Linked DNA regions of Homo sapiens: region 1 is linked to region 2. A link is a contact called in ENCODE Hi-C or POLR2A ChIA-PET data. All regions are on one chromosome and are shown on one strand. The core of a region is the stretch at or near the end of the contact, and the rest is flanking DNA. Distances in the headings are between cores, read along the strand shown. Region 1 overlaps CYP2S1 (cytochrome P450 family 2 subfamily S member 1). Region 2 overlaps LOC124904790.

Region 1 (4,475 bases), core at 1,976-4,475, 49 kb before region 2:
CACCATGTTGTCCAGGCTGCTCTCGAACTCCTGACCTCAAGTGATCTGCCTGCCTCAGCCTCCCCAAAGTGCTGGGATTAAAGGCGTGAGCCACCGCACCTGGCCCCATTGCCTTACTTTTAAAAGAAGAAAACCTTAAACTTCATTCCTTTTCAAAGTGCACCGACATATAAAAAATAGTAATAATATTAAATCCAAGAAGAACTTAGCAGATATTTATTTCCTACGAAGTTCTGAAAGTTTTCACATTTCTTTCTGGATTTTTTTTTTTTCCCTTGAATCAGAGTCTTGCCCTTTTGGCCAGGCTGGTCTTGAACCCTTGGGCTCAAGCAATCCTCCCACCTCGGTCCCTCAACAAGGGTTACAGGTGTGAGCCACTGTGCCTGGCCCACATTTCTTACATCTTATCAATTTATTAAGGCTTTAAGATGGTAAAGCCTCAGTCAAGGTGTGACCAGCTAGGAGGTGGCAAAGTTAGGATCTGATTCCAATCTCATCTTTCAGTTCTCTATTATTCTCTGTTTTGTGCTATCTCTATAGAACTTAAGCCAATAAAGTGTTAACATCTTGGATTTTTTTTTTTAAAAAAGAAGCTTTCGCTAATGATATATGCATTGCTTAAGTTTTTTGATGAACTGATACGTGCGTTTACTCGGAAATGCCTAAAAAGTCCTGAACTGGTCTGGGCATGGTGGCTCACACCTGGCCAACACGATGAAACCCCATCTGTACTAAAAAAACAAAAATTAACCAGGCGCTCGCTGGTAATCCCAGTTACTCAGGAGGCTGAGGCAGGAGAATCGCTTGAACCTGGGAGGTGGAGGCTGCAGTGAGCCAAGATCATGCCACTGCACTCCAGGTTGGGTGACAGAGTGAGACTTCGTCTAAAAAAAAAAAAAATTGGCCAGGCGCAGTGGCTCACACCTGTAGTCCCAGCACTTTGGGAGGCAGAGGCAGGCAGATCACATGAGGTCGGGAGTTTGAGGCCAGCTTGACCAATATGGAGAAATCCCGTCTCTACTAAAAACACAAAAATTAGCCACGCGTGGTGGCGCATGCCTGTAATCCCGGCTATTTGGGAGGCTGAGGCAGAAGAATCACTTGAACCCAGGAGGTGGAGGTTGCCGTGAGCCGAGATCACACCATTGCACTCCAGTCTGGGCAACAAGAGCAAAACTCTGTCTCAAAATAAATAGATAAATAAATAAATCCTGAGCTGGTGGTCAGGTGTGTAGAAACGTCAGAAAGCAGTGTAGCAAAGTGCTAGTGGGAGAACCCAGGAAGTGCACAAGGTGTTCCTTGTACAATTCCCTCAACTTTGCTGCATGTTTGAAAACTGTCCTCATAAAATGTCAAGGGCAAAAATATCTTTAACTCTCAGAAATGTGCATTAAATTGCTTTCTGTAATTTGCCTTAAAATAATCTTTAAGGCCAGGCGCGGTGGCTCACACCTGTAATCCCAGCACTTTGGGAGGCCGAGATGGGCGGATCACCTGAGGTTGGGAGTTTGAGACCAGCCTGACCAACCTGGAGAAACCTCGTCTCTACTAAAAATACAAAATTAGCTGGACATGGTGGTGCATGCCTGTAATCCCAGCTACTAGGGATGCTGAGGCAGGAGAATCGCTTGAACCTGGGAGGCGGAGGTTGCGGTGAGCTGAGATCACGCCATTGCACTCCAGCCTGGGCAACAATAGCGAAACTCCATCTCAAATAAAAAAATAATAATAATAAAAAAATAATCTTTAAAAAGCAATAGGTGGCCAGGCACGGTGGCTCATACCAGTAATCTCAGCACTTTGGGAGGCCAAGGTGGGCAGATCACCTGAGGTCAGGAGTTCGAGACCAGCCTGGTCAACATGGCAAAACCCCATCTCTACTACAAATAAAAAAATTAGCCAGGCTTGGTGGCAGGCACCTGTAATTCCAGCTACTCGGGAGGTCAAGGCAGGAGAACTGCTTGAACCTAAGAGGCGGAGGTTACAGTGAGCCGAGATGATGCCACTGCACTCCAGCATGGGCAACAGAGTGAGACTCTGTCTCAAAAATAAAAGATAAATAAGTAAATAAAAAGCAATAGATAAAATAAAAATATCAGGGCAGGGTGCAGTGACTCACGCCTATAATCCCAGCACTTTGGGAGGCTGGGATGGAAACTCTTGAGGCCTGGAATTTGAGACCAGCACAGGCTGTATAGTGAGACTTTCTCTATAGAAAATAAAAATAAGAAATTTAGCTGGGTGTGGTGGCACGCATCTGTAGTCCCAGCTGCTTGGAGGCCGAGGCGGGAGGATCACTTGAGCCTAGGAGTCTGAAGCCACAGTGAACTATGAGATCATGCTACTGCACCCCAGCTTGGGCAACAAAGCAAAACCCTATCTCAAAATAAAAAAAAAAAAAAAGAGGCAGAAAAGGATATAGATGAAGTAAAAGCTGCAGAAAGTTGATGACTATTGAAATGAGGCTGGGTGATGGGCACCTGGGGGCTCATTGTATCTTTCTACTTTTGCGTATGTTTGCAAACTTCTTTGCTAGATAAGAAATTTATCTAGTAGCGACTCACGCCTGTAATCCCAGCATTTTGGGAGGCCGAGACTGGCAGATCATCTGAGGTCAGGAGTTCGAGACCAGCCTGGCCAACATGGTGAAACCCCATCTCTACTAAAAATACAAAAATTAGCTGGGCGTGGTGGCACACACCTGTAATCCCAGCTACTTGGGAGGCTGAGGCAGGAGAATGGCTTGAACCCGGAGGCGGAGGCTGCAGTGAGCCAAGATCACACCACTGCACTCCAGCCTGGGTGACAGAGTGAGACTCCGTCTCAAAAAAAAAAAAAAAAAAAAAAAGAAAGGAAATTTACAAATGCCTCTGGTTTCCTTGTGAAGGGGAGGCAAGAGAAAAAGGGTGGAAGAAATGGGAGTGGGCTTAGAGTCTGTGTTGCAAGCTAGTTCCTGTACTCAAGTTTGAAGAGTCTCTAGGGTCTGGATCTAGTTGGCTTCAGGCTCTCCCTGGCTGAGGAAGCCCCCAAGGTCCACAGTCCAGCTTGGGTTACCCCCTCCTTGCCCACTTCCCACCGCCGGACACCTTGGCCCTTTTTGGAAATGAGGCCCAGGGCGTCACCAGCCCTGCCCCTCCTCCCAGCTCCACATCTGGTCCTGATGTCAACAGCCAGGGTGGGCGGTGGCCATGTTTTTCAGCTCCCGCCCAGCCTCAGGGGAGGGGTGGACTCCCCTGTCCCCACCCCTTACTCACAGTGACTGACACGGGTCACACACGCAGTAGGCTAAAGGCCAGAAACAAACTTTAATTCCCAAGCCGGACCCTTAAGTCACAAGGAACGTCAGATCCGGCTCACTCCCTGACAGGGTGAATTGGAAACTGGCCCCTACTTGGTCTCTAACCCCTTCCACTGGGTCTAGTGGGGACTCTGACGCCGAACAGGGGCTGTAGATCAGTGAGTGTGTATGTGTGTGTGGAGGGGCAGCAGGGGCCGCTTTCCACGTGGTTACATAAGCACGTGTTGGGGTTGGGCAGGTGTTCCTCCGGTCTGAGGGTCCTCGTATGTCCAAAGTCTCTGTGCATAATCGCAGACCCAGATGTGTTTGCATTTGGTAGAATCAGGGTGCTTAAAAAGGGGTGACTGAGGGCTGCAGTTGCAGAGGTGGCTGGGGACTGTGCCTCTGTGGGGGCGGCGTGTCTCAGTGGGAAGATACTCTGGGGAGCCAGGACGATGTCGTACGTGGGTAGCTGTGTGGACAAGTGGTTGGGGGTGTGTGGACATCGGTGGTCACAGGCTGGGAGAGTGGTGTAGCCAAGAGAGGGAGCATGAGTTGGGGCCATAGACAGCGACAGTCTCTGGGTGGCATGACCCCGGAGGGGGCATGCTGTTCCCTGTGCCAGGCACCAGGGACAGGGACACTGAGAAGTTCGATGAATGGAGAGGGCGTGTGAGCTGTGAACATGTGTGGCCGTTTCTGTGGCTTGTGAAGGTGACAGCCAGACTCCCACGTGTGGGCTGCAGATCCAGGGGAGTTGGTGGGTTACCTGGCTATGTGCTTGTGATTGCAGATGGACTATATTTATGTCTGTGGAAAGCTAACCCAGCAGTTGCTTTGTGGCCCTTGTAGTTGTGTATGGGTGTGCGGTTGTGCATCTTAGCAGCATGAGTCAAGTGAGCGTGTGGGCCGTGGGACAGACTCCGGAAAACAACTGCAGGCGTGTAAATGTGGCTGCCTGCAGTGTACACTCTGGAGACATTAACCCTGTCCATGCCCACTGTTGAGGCTGGAGGCACCGTCCTGGGCACCCACCACTTCCAAGTTGCCTTCCTTCATCTGGTCTGCGTGGTGGAGTGAAGGTCAGTGGGACGGACTTGCAGCTGGAAGGCTGGGGGAATGTTGAAAAGGCCACTGACGGTGGGCTTGAGGCTCAGGGTGTCCGGCGGGCACGGGCTCTCCAGGGAGAAGGCTTGTA
Region 2 (4,542 bases), core at 256-2,755:
TTAAGAGAGGGATTCTCACTATGTTGCCCAGGCTGGTCTTGAACTCCTGGCCTCAAGTGATCCTCCTGTCTTGGGCTCCCAAAGTGCTGGGATTACAAGCATGAGCCACCTTGCTTGGCCAATCTTTTCCTTTGTTTGGTGAGATGCCCCATGGTTCTGGTGTGCATTCTCCCTCATTGAAATGGGTCAGTGAACCTGGCTTTGTTAGACTACAAGTTAGTTCCTGGTCACCTTAGATTGATGGGTGAAGGGGTTGAGAGTGTGTTACCTCAAATTTGCCACCCCAGCATAAGCATTATTTTGAGCTGAAGACAGTTGAGAAAAAGCAGACACATGAAAGAACTCTGCCCTCCCCTTCTCTACCAAGAAGGGCAGGATGATTTCTTAATAGCCAATACAATCTCTAGACTCTTATCAGCCCACAGATGGCAGGAGGGGAATCTATATAACAAACCTTATGAGCCAGCCCTTATCTTCCACTAGTTGCCCAATATATTTATCTTCCCACAATTTGCTGTGCCCGGAAGCTCAAAAGTTCTTTTCCTGTGTCTTGTCATTCTCTACAAATTTATTGTTCTTTTTTTTTTTTTTTTTTTTTTTTGTTGTTGTTGTTGGTGTTGGTGTTGATCTGGAGTCCAACTCTGTCACCCAGGCTGGAGTGCAGTGTCATGATCTTGGTTCACTGTAAACTCCGCCTCCTGGGTTCAAGCGATTCTCCTGCCTCAGCCTCCCAAACAAATTTATTGTTCTTTATTAAGATGCTATGGCCAGTCACGGTGGCTCACGCCTGTAATCCCAGCACTTTGGGAGGCCAAGACGGGCAGATCACCTGAGGTCGGGAGTTCGAGACCAGCCTGGCCAACGTGGAGAAACCCTGTCTCTACTAAAAAATACAAAATTAGCCAGGCATGGTGGCACATGCCTGTAATCCCAGTTACTCGGGAGGCTGAGGCAGGAGAATCACTTGAACCCAGGAGGCGGAGGTTGCGGTGAGCCGAGATCGTGCCATTGCAGTCCAGCCTGGGCAAAAAGAGCGAAACTCCATCTCAAAAAGAAAAAAAAAAAAGATGCTACGTAAGCTCCAAGTTCATTGGCAGAAGTAGGGCCACGTGCAGTAAAGCCTTAACTCTGCTGGCATGGGTCCTTAAGTATTGAACATTCCAAAGAAAAAAACTGGCCCTTGACCACTCCTTAAGCTCTAAGCCTTTGGAATATCCTGCCTGATAACAGTATCTGTACACATCTGGGCCTTGGGTGGGACAGAGGGATAGTTTATGCTAACACCATGACTCATGGTGTCTGTTTTTGCATACCTGGGGCTTTGGGCAACACTGTGTTAGTTTGACCTCTGTGGGCTGGAGACTGAGGAGTTGTCACTTGGGTGCTCTCTGCCTATGTAACTGACCCCCAGTGAACACCTTGGACACCAGAGCTTGGGTGAGTTTTCCTGGTTGGAAGTGCTCCATGCTTGTCATGGCTTCTTGCTGGGGAATAAAGCCCTCTCCACACAAGTCCACTGAAAGAGGACAGGTGGCAGCTCATGGGATCTCCCTCAGACTCCGCCCTGTGAGCCTTTTTTTTTTTTTTTTTTTTTTTTTTGCTGATCTTTTTTTTTCTGTTGCCCAGGCTGGAGTGCAGTGGCATGATCTTGGCTCACTGCAACCTTTGCCTCCCAGGTTCAAGTGATCCTCCTGCCTCAGCTTCTTGAGTAACTGGGATAACAGGCACCTGCCACCATGCCTGGCTAATTTTTGTATTTTTAGTAGAGATGGGGTTTTATCATGTTGGTCAGGTTGGTCTCAAACTCCTAGCCTCAAGCGATCTGCCCACCTCGGCCTCCCAAAGTGCTGGGATTACAGGCATGAGCTAACACGCCTGGCCCAAAGGTTCTTTATGAACCTTAATGTGGCCCTTAATGAGAACTTGATTTCCTCTGAACCTGTTTATCTCCCATGCATCTTGGTAAGTGGTATTACCATACCCTGATTGCTAGAATTAGAGATCTAGGAGTCATTCTTTTTATTTTATTCGAGTCTTTTTTTTTTTTTTTTTTTTTTGAGACAAGAGTCTCACTTTTGTCATCCAGGCTGGAGTGCAGTGGTGCAATCTCAGCTCACTGCAACATCTGCTTCCTGGGTTCAAGCAATTCTTGTGTCTCAGCCTCCCAAGTAGCTGGGACTGCAGGCACATGCCACCATGCCTGGCTGATTTTTGTATTTTTAGTAGAGATGGGGTTTCGCTATGTTGGCCAGGCTGGTCTTGAACTCCTGGGCTCAGGCGATCCTCCTGCCTTGGCCTCCCAAAGTGCTGGGATTAGAGGTGTGAGCCACCACGCCCAGCCTGTTTCTAACTTTATTATGAAAGTGACATTCAGATATCTACAAAAGTAGGGAGAAGAATGCAATAAACTCCTATCACCTAGTTTCACCAATTATCAGCATTCTCCTCAGCTTATTTTATGTATTCCTGTTTTCCGAAGCATTTTAAACAATCCCAGATATTTGCCCCATAACTATCTCAGTATGCATTGCTTAATGATAAAAAGTTTAGCAGTACCATCATGCCATTATTCCAGCTAGCAAAAATAATATTCCTTTAATTTCATCTAACACTCAGTCCATATTCATACTTCTCCAATGATCTCAGAAAAGTCATTTTTGGTTACTTTGTTCAAAACAGAATGCAAAAAAGCCCTGAGACTGTGTTTGGTTGTTATATTCCCAAAGTCACTAAAAAAAACTTTATCAAGGTATAATTGACATAAAACAAATGGCTCATATTTATTTATTTATTTATTTTGATTCTCTCACATCAGCCTCCCAAGTAGCTGGGACTACAGGCATGTACACCATGCCTCGCTAGTTTTTTTGTTTGTTTGGTTTTTTTAGAGACAGGGTTTTGCCATGTTGCTCAGGCTGGTCTCAAAACTCCTGGACTCCAGCAATCCTCCCCACTTGGCCTCCCAAAGTGCTGGGATTACAGGTGTGAGCCACCACGCCCTTCCACTGCTCATATTTAAATGAGCATTTCTGTAATCTCAACATTTCCTTGTATTTTTTTGTAATCTCTCCCACCCACTTACACTCCCATCCCTATTTTTCAAGCAACCTCTGATTTGTTCTCTATTGCTATAGATTAGTTTGTATTTTCTTGAGTCTTATATAAACGGAATCATATAGTATGTTCCTTTTTGGGGGGAGGAGTCCAACATAATTATTCTGAGATTGATTCATGTTGCTGTATGTATCAATAGTACATTCCTTTTGATTGCCAAGTAGTATTCCATTGTACAGATGTACCACAGTTTGTTTATCCATTTACCTGTTGATGAACATTTGGGGTGTTTTCAATTTTTGGCTATTAAAAATGCAGCTTCTATGAACACTTGTATACAAGTTTTTTTTTGTATATTTATTTTTGAGACAGAGTCTCGCTCTGTTGCCCAGGCTGGAGTGCAGTAGTGTGATCTTGGCTCACTGCAAGCTCCACCTCCCGGGTTCATGCCATTCTCCTGCCTCAGCCTCCCTAGTAGCTGGGACTACAGGCTCCCACCACCACGCCTGGCTAATTTTTTTTTTGTATTTTTAGTAGAGACAGGGTTTCACCATGTTAGCCAGGATGGTCTTGATCTCCTGACCTCGTGATCCACCCACCTCGGCCTCCCAAAGTGCTGGGATTACAGGTGTGAGCCATTGCGCCCAGACTACAAGTTTTTGTTGTTGTTGTTGTTTGAGACAGGGTCTTGCTCTGTCACCCCAGGAGGAGTGCAGTGGTGCAATGACAGCTCACTGCAGCCTTGATCTCCCAGACTCAAGTGATCCTCCTACCTCAGCTTCTTGAGTAGCTGGAACTACAGGCGGGCGCCACCATACCTGGCTAATTTTTAAATTTTCTGTAGAGATGAGGGCTTTGCCATGTTGCCCAGGATGGTCTCTTGAGCTCAAGCGATCCACTCGCCTCATCCTCCCAAAGTGTTGGGGTTATAGGCATGAGCCACCTTGCCCTGCCACAAGTTTTTATATGAACATATATTTTCATTTCTCTTGACTAAATAGGAGGGAAGGGGCTGGATCATAAAGGTATGTTTAACTTTTTGAGCAACTGCCATACTGTTTTCCAAAAATGGTTGTACCATTCATTGTACATTTCCACCGGCAGTGCATGAGAGTTCCAGTTCCTCCCTCTCCTGGCCAACATTTGATATGACCAGTCGTTTGGATAGTTATGTAGTGGTATCTCATTGTGGCTTAAATTTGAATTTCCCTAATTACTTGTGATATTGAGCATTTTTACATGTGCTTTTTGCTATCTGTGTGTCTTGTTTGGTGTCTGTCAAATCTTTAATTTCCTATCTTTTGTCCTGGAATGTGCCATTCCAGTTGGAATAAGGGAACCCATTTCAATGGCTGAAATGAGCCATCTGAATTTTTTTACCTCTATACCAGCCGTTACAGGGCTTTTCAAAGATGCTAGTGCTTCTGATGCCAGTATATTTCTCAATGTCATTGTGAAAGGCATGTTTCCTTAGGAGATATTGTTAGG

Evidence for each region. A loop is a pair of places that touch in the nucleus more often than their neighbours do. ChIA-PET counts read pairs that join two places held with the same protein, here RNA polymerase II (POLR2A).
Region 1: a loop to region 2 is called in a map of PC-9, with 2.3 times the contacts of the local background. The contact joins two enhancer-like sites. A Hi-C loop is called at or near these places in 1 of 168 maps with a recorded cell type or tissue (PC-9). POLR2A ChIA-PET finds 5 or more read pairs at or near these places in 8 of 52 experiments (Caco-2, H1, HCT116 and 3 more).

Annotation. Positions count from the first base shown.
Region 1 is chr19:41,206,346-41,210,820 of GRCh38, reverse strand. CYP2S1 (cytochrome P450 family 2 subfamily S member 1) reads right to left here. Exons shown (of 9, transcript NM_030622.8): 9 at 3,282-4,475. The coding sequence ends at 4,333. Among named protein-coding and RNA genes, the nearest start is that of AXL, 11 kb to the left of the region's middle. RefSeq lists an enhancer at 3,026-3,803. Within about 2 kb of position 3,225, at least 13 of the 41 ENCODE cell types and tissues checked have a DNase peak (open chromatin) inside an H3K27ac peak, as active enhancers do.
Region 2 is chr19:41,156,039-41,160,580 of GRCh38, reverse strand. The region is part of intron 2 of LOC124904790; the gene reads left to right. Among named protein-coding and RNA genes, the nearest start is that of CYP2S1, 35 kb to the left of the region's middle. RefSeq lists an enhancer at 970-1,533. Within about 2 kb of position 1,505, at least 2 of the 41 ENCODE cell types and tissues checked have a DNase peak (open chromatin) inside an H3K27ac peak, as active enhancers do.